Regions from separate parts of the Mus musculus genome. Here all the other regions are linked to region 1. A link is a loop called in an ENCODE intact Hi-C map of the cell type or tissue named here. Cell type or tissue: heart. All regions are shown on one strand.

What was found. Peaks named below come from ENCODE experiments on the same cell type or tissue, not always from the same donor. Only the 100,000 strongest peaks of a DNase experiment are listed, where the experiment ranks them.
Region 2: it touches region 1 in a loop (2.1-fold over the local background); 5 of 42 quality-filtered maps call a loop at or near these places.
Region 3: a loop joins it to region 1, with 8 times the contacts of the local background. A loop is called at or near these places in 27 of 42 quality-filtered maps.
Region 4: it touches region 1 in a loop (2.4-fold over the local background); 6 of 42 quality-filtered maps call a loop at or near these places.

The regions. Positions count from the first base shown.
Region 1 is chr15:6,433,809-6,438,808 of GRCm38, reverse strand. Dab2 (disabled 2, mitogen-responsive phosphoprotein) reads right to left here. Exons shown (of 15, transcript NM_023118.5): 12 at 3,009-3,644; 13 at 2,312-2,418; 14 at 1,759-1,826; 15 at 1-27. The coding sequence ends at 1,764. Among named protein-coding and RNA genes, the nearest start is that of C9, 9.0 kb to the left of the region's middle. In heart, CTCF peaks have their summits at 2,579 and 2,799 (motif pointing right); a DNase peak (open chromatin) is centred at 3,328.
Region 2 is chr15:6,567,437-6,572,436 of GRCm38, reverse strand. It overlaps a transcript of Fyb not described here. Among named protein-coding and RNA genes, the nearest start is that of Fyb, 9.9 kb to the left of the region's middle. In heart, no CTCF peak of the experiment used is centred here; a DNase peak (open chromatin) is centred at 3,096.
Region 3 is chr15:6,235,643-6,240,642 of GRCm38, reverse strand. No RefSeq gene overlaps it. Among named protein-coding and RNA genes, the nearest start is that of Gm16311, 72 kb to the left of the region's middle. In heart, no CTCF peak of the experiment used is centred here; DNase peaks (open chromatin) are centred at 2,282 and 2,782.
Region 4 is chr15:6,383,985-6,388,984 of GRCm38, reverse strand. Dab2 (disabled 2, mitogen-responsive phosphoprotein) reads right to left here and starts at 2,237. Exons shown (of 15, transcript NM_023118.5): 1 at 2,053-2,237. In heart, a CTCF peak has its summit at 2,359 (motif pointing right); DNase peaks (open chromatin) are centred at 664, 1,784, 2,384 and 4,714; H3K4me3 peaks cover 3,032 bases; H3K27ac peaks cover 2,849 bases.

The DNA of each region.
Region 1 (5,000 bases):
CATCTGGATAGTCATCATTACAACTTCCTAGAGAAACATGGAAAATAATGGTTAAAGCATTTGGGTTGAATATCAAAGTACTGCATATTAAAACATTATTTTCAGGGGTTAATGATACTATATCCCAGAACTGATCTAAACATTGAACAAGACAGTAATATACACCAGATATGATAGTACATGTGGATGGCTTCAACATTCAGAAGGCCAAGGAAAGAGGAGAATGGGTTCAAAGCTAGTCACAACTATATAATAACATCAAGGCTAGTTTAAAGAATGGAGTGTGGCTTTAGACCAAATACATCTATATCTGGATCAGAGTAACTGAACTAGGAAGAACCACCCTAAATATAGGATGGGAATCCTTGGGATAGGATCCTGAGTTAAGTAAGGGGGTGAAAGCAAGCTGAGCAGTGCTCATATCTCTCTGTTTGTTGGCCAATGATGAAAGTTCCTGCTACTATGACCATCTCTACCATGATGGACTTGGACCATGAACCTTTTACCTCTTGGGTGTCAGGTATTTTGTTGCAGCAACACGACAAAAAAAAAAAAATGATTCTTCACCCAATCTATGAACTTTACAGGTTGTTGTTATTCATGTTGGCTGTTAATCTCTGTTTAATTTATCAATTAAAATTTAGGTATTTATGTATAAGGAAAAAAGTTGGTTGGCACTAGTCTGTGATTCATGGTTTCAAAAATCCTCATGGAAGTTTGAAATGCATTTTCCATGGATAATGGGAAATATATCTTATGATTGATATATGTGAGGAACTTATCTATTATATATGAATCAAAATAGAGATTAGCTTTGTTTGGATGAGGAAATATTGGAATAAAAGGGATTTGGATTTATTTGTCTTATTTTGCCCCTTTCTGCTATGCCTCCTATATATAGTGTTATATAGCTTCCTCCTTCTCTTCACTTTGATGTTATAATATTAAAACACAACTGTTGTCATTTATTGTTGAAAAGAACAGATTACATGACACCCTGGCAGAGATTCAGCTTTTCTAGAATAACTTCCACTAGAGATGGAACACCCAAGCCTCTGACTCATTTTGAATGTTTACTGCTTCTCAAGGTAGCATTTCCGGCAGTCACTGCTGTTAGAGTGATGTATCCCACCACAGAGACCAACTTGAGATCACCATTGAAGAAAGAAATGGCAGAGATGTCGTATTGTTCTTTGTTTAGCTGACTTATCCATGCTTCTCCTTGAACATCGTTCTTTTAAAGGTAAGTCTTGGAATTTAGCTGGGATAGGGCTTCATTCATGAAGCCTGGGTTTCATCTCCAGGACTACAGAAAACTGGGTGTGATGGTACACGTCTGTAATCCTAGCACTTAGGAGGTGGAGGCAGGAGGATCAGAATAAAGTCATTTCCCATTACAGAGAGAATTTGAAGTCAAGCAGAGATATGTGAAACCTTGTCACAAAAATGAAAAAAAAAATGTAGAAGGTTAAAAATATATGTTCTATTGAATTTATTTCCACATAGAACTGAAGAATCAACATACAACCTAAATTTTTACATCTCCTAACTAGATTATGACTGCAAAAATATTTTTAAAATACTTAATATTTATTATTAAATTATCAGAGCATTGATTTCCATATCTGCTACTCTTAAATTACACATACTCAACCTCCTTAAAATTCTAAAAATAAAATCTCATGCTTTTCCCTCTACATCACCATCTCTCACCGTCCACCTACTCCAAGACAACACTAAGTAGGCTCTTCCACTTACAGAAGCTAGGCAAAAGGATTTCCGAAAGGGCTCCTGTGGGGATCAGAAGATGCAGGCTGAGAAACCACCTAGGGGATGAAGCCAAACAGAACAAACACTATTATAGCGATAACAAAAACACATAATAGAATCCCAATTTCCTTTAAGCACCAGTTAGATGGTAAGCCAATCAGACAATGTTAAAAGCTGGGGAGAAAATTGCATTTGTCTCCCTCAACTTGGAAGAATTGTTTTTGATGGACGATCAATGGGAGATTAAGAATTTTAATCTTTAAAGGTTCTTAAGAGTCTATTTTGATTCAGCTTCTCCCATCAATGTTTGCATAAGACAGATTAAGTGAAGCACAAAGGAGAGGTTTTGATGGTATTATTCCTCAAGTTCAGGGGATGATAGTGCCCATGAAACATAATCTCACTCCAGCTTGATGGGATGTTTATACTATGAAGTTTCCTAAGAACACATCACAGCCACATAGGCATTCTCATCAAAGAGTTAATGTACAGGAAAGGTAGGCTCAGGAAGCTATAGGTGTATGTGGCATTTGATACTTACAGAGGGGTTTGATGAGCTGAACCCTTTGGAGAAAGGGTTCTCGAGTGAATTGTCAGCAGACTTGGTACCCAAGAGGACACCTTGTCTCGGGGCTGGCTTTGGTGGTTCTGGAAGGCAAAGAACCCAAGTAGTTAGTAGACAAGCTGTGTTCACACACAGCACATATTCACTTGATGGCTTAGCTTTGAAACTTAGTTCTTTACCCCAGTGAGCTAGAAATCACCACATACACCAGGAATCTATCTCTCCATCACAGAACAGAAAGTTACATATATACACTATCTGAAACAGGAGACACTCACAGGTCCCTTCCTTGTAGTCATGGCATATGGGTTAGATAATCATTCAGTTACATATATACACTATCTGAAACAGGAGACACTCACAGGTCCCTTCCTTGTAGTCATGGCATATGGGATAATCATTCAGCTCTCGGAAAGTCACAATCCATCTTTCAATGGCTCTTGAAAGCCCTTTGAGAACAGTCACTAGAGGGCAGCATTGGGCCAGTCCCCGGGATTGGCTGAGGTAAAGGGCTCTAAGGTGAATGGTTAAGTGACCTCCACAGCCCTGAGTGCCAGAGGAAGCAGGAGGTAGACTACTGATGAACAAAGAAGGTCCTCTGAGCTCCCCATTGGGCCATATGTCTATATGGATGGGGCTGAATATTAGTTGGCAGGTACTTGAGCAAACTTACCATTAATCTTGTTCAACAGTTGATTGGCATCAAAATCATCATGGTCTACATGCTCCTGAGGAATGCCAACTTTATTGTTGAAGTAACTGGAGAAGGCGCTTGAAGTCCCAGAGGGAGGCGTCTCCCCCTTCCTTGAGGGAACAAGAGGTGGCTGCCGCAGCTGGAAGTCCTTAAACATTTCTTTCACTTCCTTGACCTCTTTATCCCCAAGGGGGTCTAAGCCAGTGAAAGCGTCACTGGGAATGTCCTTTAGTGGGCCATTTCGGGGAGGTGGTTGAGGCGGTGTGGCCAGAACAGAGGACATCATAGGCTGAGGAGAGGACTGAGTGGACATGGTGGGAGGTGGAAAGATATTATTACTCTGAAAAGGATTCCCCAGAGGGCTTGTGGATGACCAAGCGTTGGGCGCCACAGATGTGGTAGGACACCAAACTGTGGGGGGTGGAGGGGAAGCTGGGGTTGCAAATGATGGAGACTGATTCCAGACTTGTACTGCTGGGGTTGTACCAAAAACGAGTGGCTGGCCAAAACTGGGAGGCTGGCCACTTATTATGGCTCCTGGGACCACAGTTGTCGAAGGACTGTAGACAACAGGCGTCCAGGGTCCTGCTTGGGGGGGTGTTACTGGGACCGTACCTGAAGGAAGAGGGAGAAAGAAGTTATCAGGAGACAAACTTGAAGAGGATTCTTTTATTTTATTTTTTATAATGATGAGCTGATTGTATGAAATAATGGGCTTCATCATGGCATTTTCAAGCATCCATATAGCATACTTTGGCTGTGTTCAACCCTATGACAAGGATTCTTAAATTTTAAAAAAAGCATGACTTTCTGGGCGTATTTGTAGAGCACTCCCAAGGCAAAATACTTTATGAAGTTATGAAACTGGCTCTGAAATAATGACTCTAAGACATTAAATCTCTCAGAAACTTAGCTCATTAGCACTGTCTAGCTAGCCTTCAAATGCTTTGTGCATATTCTTTCTACCATACCTTTCTACTTTCCTTCTTATGAAGAGTAATATACCCCTATAAGGTCCTGATCATGAAAAACAAAAATATTTATCAAACATGTATGGATGTACCCTGAATAGGATTTTTCAATAGCAAGACAGATTTGTTAAGTGGACAGATTTACGTATGCAAATTACAATGATTATTAAGTAGTTAATTAAGATAATCCGCTGTGCCCAGTCATTGTTTTGTATTTGCATCTAACAGTTGGTTCCTGCTGGGCACTTATGAAAACCAGCTGTCACAAATGGACATGGGGCCTCAAAAGTCTCTCCTCTTTCAAAGTCTCTCTGCTTTTGAACACTGCCTGAGTTGACACACCGATACAGAGGGAAGATAAATTTTAGTTGAGGTCAACGTAGTTTTAGACTTACATATAAGAATGGAGGAAAGGCTATTATCCTGGGAAGGCTGCTTCAAATAAAAGTGCTTCCTGCCACCTGTCGCTCACTACGCTTTGCCAGAAGTTAGGGTTGAGGAGTTATAAGAAATGTGGAGGAGATAAAGCAGCTGAAAGCAGAGCCTCTTCCTGGGGAATGGTGACCTGAGTCAGGGACTGTTATCTCTAGTGTCTGCCTCCATGTCATGTATTCTTCAGGAAACCCAGGCCTCCAATGGGTGTTGGGCAACTGGGTGTGGAGCCAGCATCCAAGGTCTGCTCAGGTATATATGGCTATACCTGATTTAGGGAGCTCTCTCTTAATCTTTCTGGCATTTGATTCTTTTACTGTCACAAATGCTGGCATCTAACTAGGAACACATTTGCTCCATTCACACAGAAGGGACACCTCACTTGATCAACATGCCTATTTCTCAGTGAGGGAACTGAATCAAGAACATAATCAAATCAGGAAGTTCACAGTCCATGCCTAGAGGGACAAACTAAAGAGTGTTGGCCCTGACTCCAGCACCTTATTCTCCCATTTTGACCTCTTCATAGCAAGGCACAAGAAGCACTACTGTGCAGTGATAAGTTAAT
Region 2 (5,000 bases), 130 kb before region 1:
GTCCCGGCAGGTGATTATCTGAGTGAGTCAGTTAACAGCATTGTTGCTGCAACAAACTACCTGAAGAAAAAAAGCAACTTATGGGAAGAAGGAACATTTTATTTTGGTTTAAAGTTGTTGAAGATATAGATAGTTCATCGGGACTAAGAAGATACGGTGTGGCAGGGGCATGAGGTATCTGATCATATCACATCTCCAGTCAGGATGCTGTGCTCAGTTCAGCCCCACACCCTTTTACTGATCTGAGAACCCAGCCCATAGAACAGTCCCATTTGAGTTTTGGTTAATTGACCTAATCAGACAACCCTGTCCTAGACATGTTTCCATGGTGACTCTGAATCCCATCAGGTTGACACTGAAGACAAACCGCTACACAAAGTATAATATGCTGAGCTTATAGATAGATAGCCCCATAACTTGCCTGGTTTTCTGCTTGTGGAACTCGATTGGTTAGCAGAGCCATGCAAACAGGGTCAGCCTGAAGCTTTCCACATCACCAGAGAACCGCCAGACTACTTCCTAACGGGAAAATGCCTTTTGGATTCGACAGCTTCTGTTGCCTTCTCACCTCTGTCTGGACACATCCGTGACTGTTCTGGTTAATGCAGAGGCCATTCTGACCCCTCTGCTCACTCCCAGCAACTGCACAGTAGTTAAACAAAGGCTCAGCCCCAAGCTTTAATAAGAAGAAAATGTGTCAAACTGGGCCTTATGGCTAAACCAGTTTAATGGTGACCCTAGCATAGAGTCACAGTGTCTGAGAAAGAGACAGAGCCTTAAACACTGGACAATTCAATGCCCCACATTTTTTACAAGCAAGAAGCAGGGTAAGGGGTCTGTCTGGATGACCCATGGGACCCCACTCTGGGCCTTTATCTTGCTTATACACTGCACTGCTTACTGTGACATTGGTAGCTGTATTGCCATCAGCTGTCGGATCACAGATAACCTATGCTGGCCCAGGAAAATTTTGGGTGTCACTTAATAAATTCTTAGCTCAATGCTCATTTTACAGATAAAGAAACCAAGGCACAGAGACTTCATTCATTTACCCACCGCTCACAGCTGGCACATGGTTGAATATATACCAAGCTTACATTTTCATGTTGAAGCTACAACCTCAGGAGTCAGAGAGCCCAAACCTTCTAACGACACACAGTTTACTTCCACTATGTTCTTAGTAACATTTCTTCAAAGGCAGCCCCCAGCACGACTTCAGACAAATTCATAGCTCTGGCGCATCCCGGGACTGCCCTGCGTTGATAACTTGAGATGCCAAGTGGGAAGCTACAAACTGAGCATCCAAGCTGCTGAGAACGTCCCAGCCACCTGGTGAACTTAGTCTGTGGGCCACTAGATGGCAGTATAATCACTCCCGGCATTTCCCCAGATACTACTCTACCGGGAAATGGAGAAGGGAGGGAAGAAGGGGGGAAGGGAATTAGACCCCAATGGGTGTTAAAGAGATGGAAATGACAGGGATGTAGAATTGAATCTGTGGAAATGAGTCTTTCCCAGCCTTTCTCCCCTGTTTTGAAATAGGAGACCAGCTTTTCTCACAGTGTTCCCAAGCTACAAGCTCTTGGCTATTAGTGATTGCCTGAGTAGAGGGTTTTAAGGATGGGATTGGGTTGAAGAGAATAGCTTCATCTCTTGCCCCTTCACCTCTTGTTGTTTGTTGCTAGCTTCTTGGGACATTAGGACTCACTGCAGTCTGTGTCTGATCTTACACACACACACACACACACACACACACACACACACATTGGTGTATATATATCTGTTCAGTAAGTTCCCCTCCTAGCAGGAAGAGAAAGGCTATATCTAGTTATGACTTTGCTTATGGGACTGCACACTCTTTTGGTTCTCTATATGAATTAGTCTGTACCCGGTGCCAATATATTTCACATAGCAAGTACCAATAATGTAGTGTTATGCATTAGTATTTAATATACAACTTTATCCCCACAACCAATGTTTGAGGCCAGTACTACTATTATAGCCACTTGTAAAGAAGGAAGCTTAGAAACATTATATGGCTCTCTCAGAGTTACACAGAAGATAGGAGGTAGAGTTCAAGGTCCATTCCCTTTTAATGACTTCAATATAAATATAGTAAATGAAAGAGGAAAAAAACAGTCTTACACTCTTCAAAAGCAGCGCACAGCAGTGCATAGAAGAGGAGCAAAGCTTGCAACTCAAATGTGTAGTTACTGATCCCTCTCAAAAGTCTTCCTTGTCTGACTTATAGCTGTTTGTCATCATCTATCCATGTTGCCAGGGCCTGTTTGGAGAACGAGGGCCACTGGGGATATGGCCTCTTTTCTTTGTCACTGTGGGAATCTCACAGAAACCCTATGCCCTGCCATAGCTTAAAGTCTGAATGAGACTGAACGCAGCGCTTCCCAATCCCCATCATGAGGGCAAACCCACATTTGTTAAGAGCCAGAATGAGGCAAGTTGCTGGTGCCCAGCTCTGCAGGCAGTAGGGTAGTGCCTCTGGACCAGAAGCACGTGCAAGACCAGAGGCTGCAGGGCACAGAGGCCTGCAAACGCAACTGGTAGACAGGTCCCTGGCTGCGTTGGCTGAGATGAGGCTGAGATTTAGCATCTGATATCTGTCTCCTCTGCTGCTTTCCAACGGGGCATGCGCCTTTCGTCCACTTCCCCAGCTGCAGTCTGTCCTGCCAGGATTTGGAGGTCTCATCATCCCCTACTGTAAAAACAATCTGTACATGGATGTGAAAGAAGAGACCTTGGGCATAGCTGTTACCTGGTCGCTGCAGAAGATGTAGAAAGATGGAGAGGCTCATTTAGTGCATCTTCCTGGGGCCCGTGACTTGTATCCCCTTGCTTTAGCTGCTGTATCTGTCCTGCACGCAAACTCCAAGAATGGTGGCATATTCTGATGCCTGTCGGGGCTATGTGTAGGGGGATGGTGGAATGAGCTGCCTCTTTCTCCCTGTGCCAGGCTTACATGCACAAAAACAGTTCAATTATGGCCTCAGGATATTGAGCAAGAAGGGGGAAAAGACGGGAACTAAAAAGTGTCTATTCAGCCCGTGTACTTCTGCTCTCATTCCCACCAAGCATGTGATATGCAAAAGAGCAAAGCCAGAGTTCTAGCAGCCACGATTATGTACAAGGGAAGTAACTTGTGAGGACTTTGGTTCCAAGATCTCTCTGTATACCCGGAGCTGTCACCTTGCTGTGGAGGCCAAGTTGCTATGATCTTGATTGGGAAAGTCCCCTCACCCAGTGTGTGCAATACTTGGGGCCTAAGTCTGCTTGTGGTCTAGAGATGAAGGGATGTGCGTGTGGGTGGCATATGTGCTGGAGAGCCCCATGGACTCACTTCTAATGTTTTTGTGAGACTCTCCTTCAAACTCTGGGGGAAAGCAAAGGACAAGACAACAATTTGTGTTAAGAAACAACAGCTAGGATTTTAGCAAGTTTTACTTAATTTCTTCCTTCCTTCATAACATGAAAGACCACCTTTGTAAGCCAAGTACTATCCCCAGCCCAGCAAAGCGAACCAGGCAAGTAGACCTTGTAGATGTCATACTAGAGCCTCCCACTGTCCTCCCAGGAAGATCTGCCTTCATAGATGAGTGAACACTAACTGACTCGCGCTCTCCTGCCAGTGACCTACTTCAGACAGCTCTCAGAACAAGAGATTCCTATATTTTGATAAGGGCTGTGAAATGGACAAACAAAAGAAGTTACTATGAACCTCAGCTCCTCCCTCTGCATCCCTCACCAGCTGTCAATCAGGATGCCTCTTTTTCCTCCCTAAGGAAACTGAAAGTAGAGGCTTGGGGCTGAAGCCCATCCTTCCATAGGGTTCCTGTGAGGGTCTTTACCCCCACATCCTTTTGGTGGGTGTTTTGACATCTTCTAGGATAGAGCAGTCTGAGAATGTTGGGTTTTTTGTTTGTGTAGTAGATATGGCAAAGGCAGAGCGCCTTCCCTATACTTTCAGGATAACATATTGCCTTGACATTTGTTCCTCCAACTGCAGCAGTGGTTTTTCAGCTCTCCTAATGCTGCAACCCTTGAGTACAGGTCCTCATAGTATGGTAACTCCTGATCATAAAATTATTTTCATTGCAATTTCATAGCTGTAATCTTGTTACTGTTATGAATCATGATATAATTAACTGATACGAAGGCTATCTGATATGTGGGGTTGCGACTCACCGGTTGAGAACCACTGATCTAGAGGCAAGAAGACACATCATAAAGAGTGCATTTTTTTTCTTTTTTCTTTTGTCACCTTGAATCCTTCTGGAGATAGTGTTAACGGAAGAGTTGGAAAGAATTGCTTTCATTATGTCCTAAAAGAAACCTGCTAGGCTGGCGGAAAGGCCTCACTGGGGAAAGTGCTTATCATGCAAGCATGAGGAATTAACTTTGAATCATAGGAACTCAGATAAAGCCCTGTGGCAGCAACCATGTTGCAAGTTAGGAAGCTTGTAGTCCTGCTGTATAGTGAGTGAGTGGTGTATAGAGTGCTGGATGGAGAAGAGACCATGTTGCAAATAAGATAAAAGGTACTGTGAATGTGCTCAAGTGATCTCTCTGTCTCTCTGTCTCTCTGTCTCTCTCTCTCTTTCACACACACACACACACACACACACACACACACACACACACACACAACATAATTTTAAGAAGAAACTGATAGATAATGTTTTCATTATTCTCGTGCTTACTTCCCAGTAAAAGCTTTGGTAAATCACAGGAAAACCTGAACAGTTAAATAGAAATAAAATCACGTCTCTAACTTTGTGGGTACGGATGCCAAGCCCAAGCTGCTATCCCCCATCCTGCGCTGCTCTAGGGCACAACACAAGGAAAGACGAGTCAGTGTAGAGCGGGGCAGGGCCTGGGAGGATCAAATGAGTGTGTGGGGTATCAGAGCCCTCCTTCACTACCTCTGCAAATTCCTCTAACTCAGCCCACCCTCGCTCAGGTTGAGAAATCAGACCCCGTTCCAC
Region 3 (5,000 bases), 200 kb after region 1:
ATTTCAAATAAAGACTCCAAACTCCCTCATATATCCAGCTGCTGTTGCTTTGCCATGGCCCAGATTCCACATCCTTACCTACCACTGCAAAGGCACACACACTAACTTTGAGATGACCTTTGCAAGTGTTTTCTTGCACACACTGTTATTATCTCTACTTGAAATTATTCCCTTTTTTCCCCTGCCTAATAATTGCTGTTCCCCACAACCCCAAAGTTAGCTCAAATAATCCACCTGCAGCTCTGAGTTCGTGTTATCAGTTCTTGCACTAAAGCTCTCCCACTGGCCCTACCTATGCATTAGCAGTATGGGCTTTGGATTTTAAATGCTAAATAGTAAAAAGTAGTGTTTAGAAGGCAGGGGATGTCTTCTTGTTTGGCTTGTGGCAGGCCTTTGCTTGCTATTTGCTGACCACACTGAACTAATGCAAGTCTTAACCGCGGAGGAAGCGATTTCAAGTACCAGCTCTACGCGTAACGGCTACGTTTTCTCCCTTCCAAAGAACTTTATCTGCCTTCACCCTTTTCATACATAACTGGAGAGTCTTCTGAAGTTTATGATTCAGACCGGAAGCAAGGGCAGTGAATATGCAGTGCCTGAATTGAGAGTCTGAGGAGTCTGTCAAAGATGAGCTAGTAGTGAGGCATTGGCCAGCTCTTACCTGCCTTATTCTTTATACAACATTATTGAGCACAAGACAAAAGAGGTCAGGTCCAGGAGCTACAGAATACTGTGTGCACACAGTCAAAGGCAATTTCTCTCTTTCCCAGAGGGAAGAAAAATGGGGGTACCCAGCCTTCCTCTCTACAATCTCTTGTGGAAGAGTACTCAGAGAACTGTTCCCTTACTCTTGATCTAATTTAGTCAGTTGCTGAGGAAAGACTACAGGTTTGCCTGCGTGTCACGGCAACAGAGGAGATCACTTTTGGAGAAAGAAGGGATGCAAGAAGCAGCAGTCACTCAGTTTAAAGCCAAAACTGGGGATTCCTGGGGTTTAACAGGATGCTACTTAGCACGTAAGTGAGTTTGCTCAATTGCCTTACCAAGATGGGGTTCCAGCTGCAAGAAGATATGGAATGCACGTGCCCAGAATTAGGACTTGAGTGGTTTGGAGATGTGAAATCAGATTTTCCAAATCACTAGGCCTAAAAGACTCAGCTCTGCTCTTCAGAGAGAGTAGAAGTCAGGGGACCTGATTCTCAGAGAGCATCAATAGCTAGCCTATGTTAGCAAATAAGTAGCAAGATTACAGGCCCCCAACAGCTACCACAGGGAGATGGAGAAAGACACAGAGATAAATGGATAGAGTGCAAGGAAGGAGAGAGAGGAAGGAGAAAGAGAAACTTTGATAGCAGCAGATGAATATGACATCTCTTTCTATTTTCTTTCTGTCTGGCCCCTCAGCTCCTGCCTCTTGAGAAGTAATACATACCTACTCCAAAATCCATGTGCTTGGAGTATAAACATTCAGAACTGCACCCGGGTCTCTGAAATAGTCCCCTGAACTGATTCAGGACTTCTATCTTTTGAAACCTCCACATCATACTCCTGCAGACATTGCCTATATGGCATCCCAGACTTATATACAAGCAATGTTAGTAACAGTTGGATGTTAGCTTTGTAAGGTTGCATTCATAGGGTTCTATAGATGCTGGAAGCAACTGAGTACCCAGGGGTAGGTGAGACTGAGAGTCCTTTGCAATGCTGATAGTCACGTAATTCTTAACTTGGCGGGGGAATTACATTGTGTGGATGTAGTGTAGGACTTCAAACACATTGGTGAACTCAGAGTCAAAGATTGGTTGTGATGATAATCAGTGTGTCTAGCTTCCCTGTCTTACTCCTCCTCAAGTTTTAAGTGGATTCAAGCAATTTGAAAACAAAGGCGTATCGAACGGTTAAGCGATTTTAGCAGCCATGACTCAGCAAGGGCAGGTACATTTGGGTGATATTTTTGCAATGGCTTTTAAGTGCTCTGGGTGTCCCATTTAGACATCCATGGGGCATCTCACTACACAATGACCTGAATAATCATGAAAGAAGGCTGGGCGTTGCACATTTCTGGAAATCTATTCAAATATCTAAGCCCCCGCCCCCTTTGGATTGAAAATGAAGCATGAAGGCTTTGTATTAAGTAAGAAATATAAATGCAACTTGTAAATGTTTCAAGTTTTAGCTAGCCTCAGAAACGATACCTAAAGTTGCCTGCATTCAGACAGCACCCAGGTCCGAGAGGCCCGGGATTTCTTTGTCATCACAGCGCCCCCTGCTGGTTCAGGATGAGACCTGCAAGACTGCTTGCCCGTTTCCCTTCAGCTTTTCAGGGCCTCTGGAAACAAGGCTGGAAAACATTATCCTCAACTGAACCGTAGCCAGGAAAATCTCAGGAGGGAATTCTTTCCTGACATAAAATTAAACCTGGCTTCAGCATATCTGAAGAGGGGAAAGAAGGAAAACTTACTGTTGATGTTTCTTGGCTTGAGATTTTTTTCTCCCCCTTGTTCTTAAAGCAACATTATTTTTAAAAGCTGAAACGAGACGTGCCATCTGCCAATTTGGCCTGTCCCTCCATTCCCTTCAGTTCACATTTCACTGTCTTGTCCCAGTCCGTCCTTTTGCCCTACTCCAAAAAAAGTTGTTTAAGTGAACAAATGCTTTTCAACTCATCAGTAGGAACAAGTGGAGAGAGTGTCTTTACCTCGCACAGCAGGGAATCTGGCCTTAAAAGTTCCACAAAGTTCCAGGGATTGCGTCACCGATGTGGTAGCTTTAAACCACTGACTAACCAGGTCTGCCCATAATCTGACCAACAGATCTCTGTCTCTTGAGAAGTGGCTCAGAAGCACACGACCCTCAGCAATAGATGTTCAAGGGCGGACTGGGTGCACTGCTGAGTTAGAGCCAACAACTTGAAGGTTAAAGAGCGGGAGGGGAGGGCTTTTCCTGCCCGCCTGTTCCTGTGCTAGATGGTGCAGTGGTTATGTGATCTAGTGATTATATATGATCTAGTAATTATATGATCTAGTAAGGCTGAAGACTGTCCACTCAACCCCTGATGTGTCATGGTGTTAAAACAAAATCAAGCAAAACAAAACAATAACAACACACCTGCACGGGGGTATTTATGACCTGGGAAGTGAGACATTCCTTGTATTTCAGACATACTTGCCAAGTTAGTGCTAATCTGCGGTCATCTCTTTGTCTGGCATGACTGTTTTATTTATTTTTTCCCCTCCCCATCAAAAGCTATAGTCTGACTTATCACTCATCGCTGCCACCATTAAATAATAACAGGCAGTGTCCACTGTCCTGTTTTATTGCTTCAAGAAGAAAAAAAAATCCTGTCCTTGTAACGTTGTCGTGACACTTCTATCATGAGTTGGATAACTATTTGCAAGAGGCTTTTAATAACTTTTTATTGTGTTTCACGGGTCAGTTTGTCTGCCCATACACCACTATCAATATGCCTTCATTGATACTTCATTGGATCACTTCCATCACGGGAAGGGCAGCGCCTGGTCCTCACAGGAGGATCCTTGCTCTCACTGTGGATATGCTTTACCCATGTTTGACAGTCGGCCATCACTTCCTGTCTGGACCATTCAATATTCTCCCTTCTCCCCATGCCATACCGACGTTTACACTGGCGATAGTGTAATGTAAGTCTAATTAAATAGTAAGCATTTGCATTTTATCAATTTCTTATTGGTGGTAGATTGATCTATTCTTACTAACTGTATAGGCTTCCTTTCTACAAAGCGAGGATATATCCGCATTGCTATGGAATTTTCAGTGTTTCCTGTGTTTAGAGGGTATTCTCTGCTCTATAGCTGGCACGGTTGACCACGTGACTTGTTTTGGCCAATGAGCTATGAGCAGACATGCCACGTGGCTTATCTGCACTCTTCTAACACTGTGGTATGTTTCTGGAAGTCCTGTCCCTTGGGAAGCCCCTTCAGCTGAGTACAGAGTAGTGTGAGAAGGCACAAGAAAGAATCACAGCGGCGGTCACAGCCACTACTGGGCCACACGAATGATAAACAATTGTGTGTTTTGCAGGCCACTGAGATTTGTTTGTTGACCAGTTCGCGTCCCTTCACGGTGGAGTCCCACACTCCCCTTTTGGTCCTCCGAGGAACTGGGACAGAGCATGTACTTTACGTGCCAGCCAATGATGAAACATGTCCAGCCTCTAGATTCTCTTTCTGTGCTTAGTCTTTTCCAAGCTCAAACGGCCAGTTCCCGGTCTTCAGTAAAGCTTACTTTTGAGATCTTTCCAGATAGCTCAAAATATCCCTCTCCCATGGAAACTTTATATACATTGGTTCGAAATGAGTTTTTTTTTTTTTTTTCTTTCTCTGAATTCCCACAAGGACATCATGCTTACGGTTCCTGTCACTCAATTGGTTGATAGTCATAAGCAGTGCTCTTTATTACACAGCAGATGCTATTTTTTAGACCTGTTGCGTTGGCTTGGATATGCTAAGGTGGACTAAAATGAAAAATATTGACTAGGGGTGGGGAAAGAGCAAGCAGGATAAAAAAAAAAAAGGAGGGGGCAATAGAAAGTGGTAGCATCCCACAGTGGGTCTCATGGGTAGGGAGAGGAGGCAGGGGAGGAGGACTAGGTAAGAGTACCACCGACTGCCGCTGCATCTCAAAGCGTGTTTAACCAAACCAATGGATAACCTGTCATCCAAAGCCATACTGGGGAGGATCCAATAGCTCACAGTCATCGGCCACACCACTGAGTTGCCATGGGCAGCTAGCAGCTCTGTGCACTATTATGGTCAACCACAGCTGGGGTTGTGGCCAATCCTGCTTATATGGCGTGATAGCTGAGTAGATTATTTTCATAGGAATCCCCTAAGTCTTTTGAAGTCAGTATTGTTATCATTACTGCTTTTATAAATTTTAATTTTTAATTACATCTATGCCCATGTATCTGTTTGATGGGTGTGTTATGGTTTGAATATGTGATGGTTTGAATATGCTTAGCC
Region 4 (5,000 bases), 50 kb after region 1:
CTCTTCTGCCATAATACAAGTGGCCCAGCTTAGCGAGGTGTGCTCACCTCCGCCTACAGTCCTAGGGCTCCTGAGGCAGAGGCAGGAGGATGATGAGTTTAAGTCTAGACTGGGTTTACAGAGTAAGACCATCCAACCAGGAATTGAGAAGCGCAGCTCCATGGCTTGTCAAGCATGCCCAAGGTCCTGGGTTCCTTCTCCAGAACTCAGGGCAAAGACGGAGCATAGCAGCCTACAGGGAAAAAGTTTCTAGACTCGCGGTTGGACAAAAGGGCTTGAGTTTGCAGTAGAGGAAGAAGGGGTTTGTGATTAGGTTTTTAAACAAGGCTTGGGAAGAACCCAGCGAGTTTTAGGAGACAGTGACTACGAACTAGGGAAGAAGTGGTCTGTGTCTGATGCGAGTGCTGGAAGAGACCACCACACCTCTCTGGTGCTTTCTCAAGGGCTCTTGCTAATCTCGCCTTCTGAGCTGTGTTCCTCTAGCATTGCTTTGTCTAGATAGCTGTTTTCCTCTCCAAAGCCTGAATCCCCAACACTCCTAAATTCTCAAGCCAGTACATTTCTTTCAGTACTGCTGTGCCCTGCCTCAACCAAGGGAGTGGAGAGAGGTAGAGTCCTTGGTGGGTGGGGTAGCTAGCTAAAACAGGGCAGCCTAATCCAGGACAAGATAGCACCATGAAAAGCCATTTGGTAGCAGTGGCTCCCGAGTCCTGGCTAGTCCCTCCTTTCTAAACAACCAGTCACTGCTACTATGTGCAGAACCCAGGCCTCAAGATTGTAAACTAGGTAGGTTAGACATCCCATCAGAAGCGTTCCTGGAGCCTTATCAGCTATCTCCAAGGGATTTTGGCAAATTTTCTGCCATTACTTAGGTTGGAGTTATATCTACCTCCACCCTTCCCCTCCTGCTTTGCCTGATTAGGGCCAGAAATTTTTTCATCTTTATAGAGCAACAGCAACATTTACTATTCATGAAGTTGCCCCTCCATAATTTTTAAAGCTTTCCATGTGCCTGGAAGCTTGCTCGTTTTTGCTCTTCTCGGTTTACAGGGTGGCTCCCTTTCTTCCAAACACAGGCGAAGAAAGAGGAAAGGGTGGGAGGGGGTGCCTCGGGTGGAGATAACATCCATATTTTTTAACTGTTTTTAATCCAGTTAAATTTCCCTTCGGATTCACACAGCTCCCATCTGAAACCGACTACAGAGCTGAATTCCAGACTCAGGATTAAGTGGAGGAGAGCAGGCAGGAAGAAATAACAGCCAGCTCTATGCCGCAAAGAGAACCGCTACGTTGGCAGGGTCTCCAAGGTTTTAAACACAGTTTAGTCCCTCTTCTTGAATTCTTAATCCTTCCAAATAATTTACAACAGTCAAGAAAAACAGCATTCAAACGCTTCACGATTTAAAACAAGTTTGTTACGTGGCTTGGGCAGATACTTTTCTTAGGAATGCTGGTATAAGACAAAGTTCACATTTTTAATGCCCTGTGCTGTCAGTCAGCAGAAAATAGCTCCTCGGAGGCACAGACCATGTCCCCAGCCTTTGTCGCACAGTAAAACTGAACATCATTCAGGAGTTTATTAGGTGGTCAGCAGCCACACCGCGCATTCCCTGGGATGTCCCCTAAGCCCTAAAAACTAGGGCTCGTGTACAACACACACACACACACACACACACACACACACACACACACACACACACACAGGGACTCGTTAAATGTCACAGGATGGGCGCCTTGAGTCCGACCCCAAAGGTAAAATGCATTCCTTGGAAGCATTCCACAGATGTCAGGCCACAAAACCCGCTGCTCTCCCCGGAGTACACTGTCTCATTTGTAAGATTTCCCCAGCGCCCAAGGTCTGCAGCCAAGGCAGGGATGGGAAGAGAGGAGCCAGCAAAGGAGAGAAGTAGGTCGCAAAAAAAGAAAAAAAAGAAAAAAAAAGAAAAAAAAGGAAAAAAAGAGAAAGAAAGAAAGAAAGAAAGAAAGAAAGAAAGAAAGAAAGAAAGAAAGAAAGAAGGGACCGAAGGGAAGGGGGATGGCAGAGTTACTCACGGACTAGCTAGTGCTTCTGTGGAGCCAGCATGACTTCCCCGCGCCCGAAGCCTCAAGGCTGCAGCGCCGAGGACGCGGAGAACGCCACTTAAATAGCCGCGCGGCCACTCCCGGTAGAGATATGGTTCTAATCAGATGCTGGCTCTGAGGACTCTCCAGGAATGTGGCGGCGGGATGTTTTTGCTGCCTGGACTTGGTAACTCCCCCTCAACGTGTCTGCCGAGTCTTCCAAACTTAACTGTTTATTAACTCGAACTAAAGCCACGGAGATCCGGCGCCTCCTGCGCCTCCTGCGCCCCGTGCGCCCGGCCAGCTGGGGGCGATCGCAGAGACCCGGAAAAAGGAGCGTGCACACAACCCGGGCCAGGAGCCCCACACTGCCTTGGGCCAGAAAGGGTGCACGTAAGGACAGGAAAAGGGAAATTCTGGAGGAAAAGGATGGGATCCTCTGAGCTGCGTTTCGCAGATCCGTTCCCTGGATTGCCACTTCGAGTGGCGTGGCACGCGAACTGCGAACTCATCCTAAACCGCCTGGGGCATTTTGAACAAAGACGCGCCTTTACTCCTGACTTTCCGTTCCCGGGTCCAGTCTGTCCTTTCTAAAGCTGGGCATGTGACTGGATTGTTACCTTTAAAGAAAATCACTATTCTTTAATTGTGAACGTGCTTAAACAGGAGGGAAATCTATGTGTGCCCAAGTAAAAAGATGCCCTGTTATTGAAATTTAATATCACGCTCGAGCATATTCTCGCTATTAAACTGGCCTAAACAAAACAAGTTAGCCTCCATATAAATGATCTACATTTGTGATCATTTCAGTGTATATCCACCCACACGTAGATAACATGACTTTGTCTGCTAGTTTCTACAGCATTTCTTATTCCTTCATGAAAATATTGAGATATGTGAATAAGTATTGGAAGGTGTTTCATCGATGCTCAGCTGTGGATAGCCCGGCAGAGCAGACCTTGGGAATCCTATAGAATCTCACAATTTCTTTTCTGTATATTTTAAAGTCAGGGGACAATTGTTAAATAGTCACAGAAACAGTGGTGCTTTTCAAGTACTTAAGAAATTAAGCTTTGGGAAGATCCTCCTCCCCTTCTCCCTCCTTCCCCTCCCCCTTCTCCCTCCTTCCCCTCCCCCTTCTCCCTCCTTCCCCCTTCTCCCTCCTTCCCCTCCCCCTTCTCCCTCCTTCCCCCCTTTTCCCTCCTTCCCCTCCCCCTTCCTCCTCTTCCACTTTCTTATTTAGTCCTTTTTTTCTTGTTCCTCCTCCTCTTGTCTGTTTTTCCTTCTGCTCCTCCTCTTCTTCCCTCTCCCTCCTGCCCCTCCTCCCCTGTTGTAAGCAGAATGTACTGACTATGAAAATGACAAATTGTGACTTGGATGGAAACGGGTTATTGATTTTATTGAGTAAGCAACACAATGGATTTGCATTTTACCACTGAGAATCCAGGGTTCAAATTGGGCTTATGGTGCACCAAGGATGTATTTTGTGGTCCATGCCTAGCCCCAGCTGCAAAATCACTGTAATTTGAGGTAGCTCAATGAGAGTGGCAGTTTCTGCTTGCAAGTAGGTCAGGCTTGGAGCAGCCCTCATGCAGGGAGAGTAAGAGACACAGAGCAACACAGCTGGTCCAGGTGCTGCCCCTACCTGACCTCTGGATTCCCTTCACACTTGGGTGTGCAGAGTAGAGGTGTGTGTGTGTGTGTGTGTGTGTGTGTGTGTGCTTCCAATATTCCTCTGAGGTAATTTTCTATGGTTGAAAAAAAAAGGATTTTCAGTGAATGATGGAAGGTCTACTTTTCAGTTCTATGAAGGCACAAGACATAGGTGCGAACTTTAATTCTGCTAGCTCTGAGAACATCACACTTTGATTCTCAAATCTAGTAGTCTAGAGAAATGGTGTCATTTCAAAAAGTTCAAAAATTAGGGGAAAAAAAGGTAGTTCATTCACACAAACAGGGGCTCTGATAATATAAAAGAAACAAGTCTACAGACAGACATGAATCATTTCTCAATGTGGAAGTGGCCACTTAGGCCTTTGTCTTTATCTATATAGTTGAAAGATTATTATCAAAATGTGTTAACTTGCTCCCACTAGATGGAATGGATTTGCCTTAGAAACCAGAGAAAGAAAACGATTTCATCTGCTGTGAACTGCAGTTGTGAAGCAGTGATGTGGACCCAAAGAGCTCATTTGTGAGCAGCAGGCTCATAGTGGCTGCTTAAAGCGAACACCCTTGTGTTAGACAGAAATCTAAAGAGCCCACAGTAGAGAGTTCTGGTTTTGCAGTGTATTTTTATACCTCTAGGGTGCTGATATTGGTCTTGGCAGTAGTTCAATGTCCTGCTCACATTATGGGGGGGGGGGGGGATGAAAATAAATTTAACTCTTTTTATCCCAGGAGGTCCTGTTTCTTACCATTCCTACCACATCTAAGTTGATAACTTTTCAGTAAGTCTAAAATGAACATCTCCACATAAGAAACACACACACACCAAAGTCCACCCCGGTGTTCATCACCACTAAAATTTGTTTAGAGAATTAAAGTAGGAAAAAAATTAAATGCAGTGCTTTATAAACCAAGGTCCCCACATAAGGACAGTCGTTTGCACAAAAACCTGCCCTGTGGTAGGGTGGGGTGGAGTCTGGACTGTGTTCCCAGCCGAGAAAGGGGTAGTTAATCCCGTGACAGCTTGCTGAAGAATGCATGGTTTATTATTAAAGTAATCTCTTAAGGTTTTCCTGGAATGTACTCTCACAGCAGCTCTGCCTATGCAGGCTATCCTATGTATGTCTGTTCTTCCATGATGAAAACTGTCGATTCTTAGCTCAAACGTCTGGCCCTTTCTCTCCTACCCCTCACCCCTGCCTATTCCTCAGCTGCTCAGTGTTCCTCACACTGCCTGTTTGAATTGTGCTTATTTCCCGTGAACGATAGAT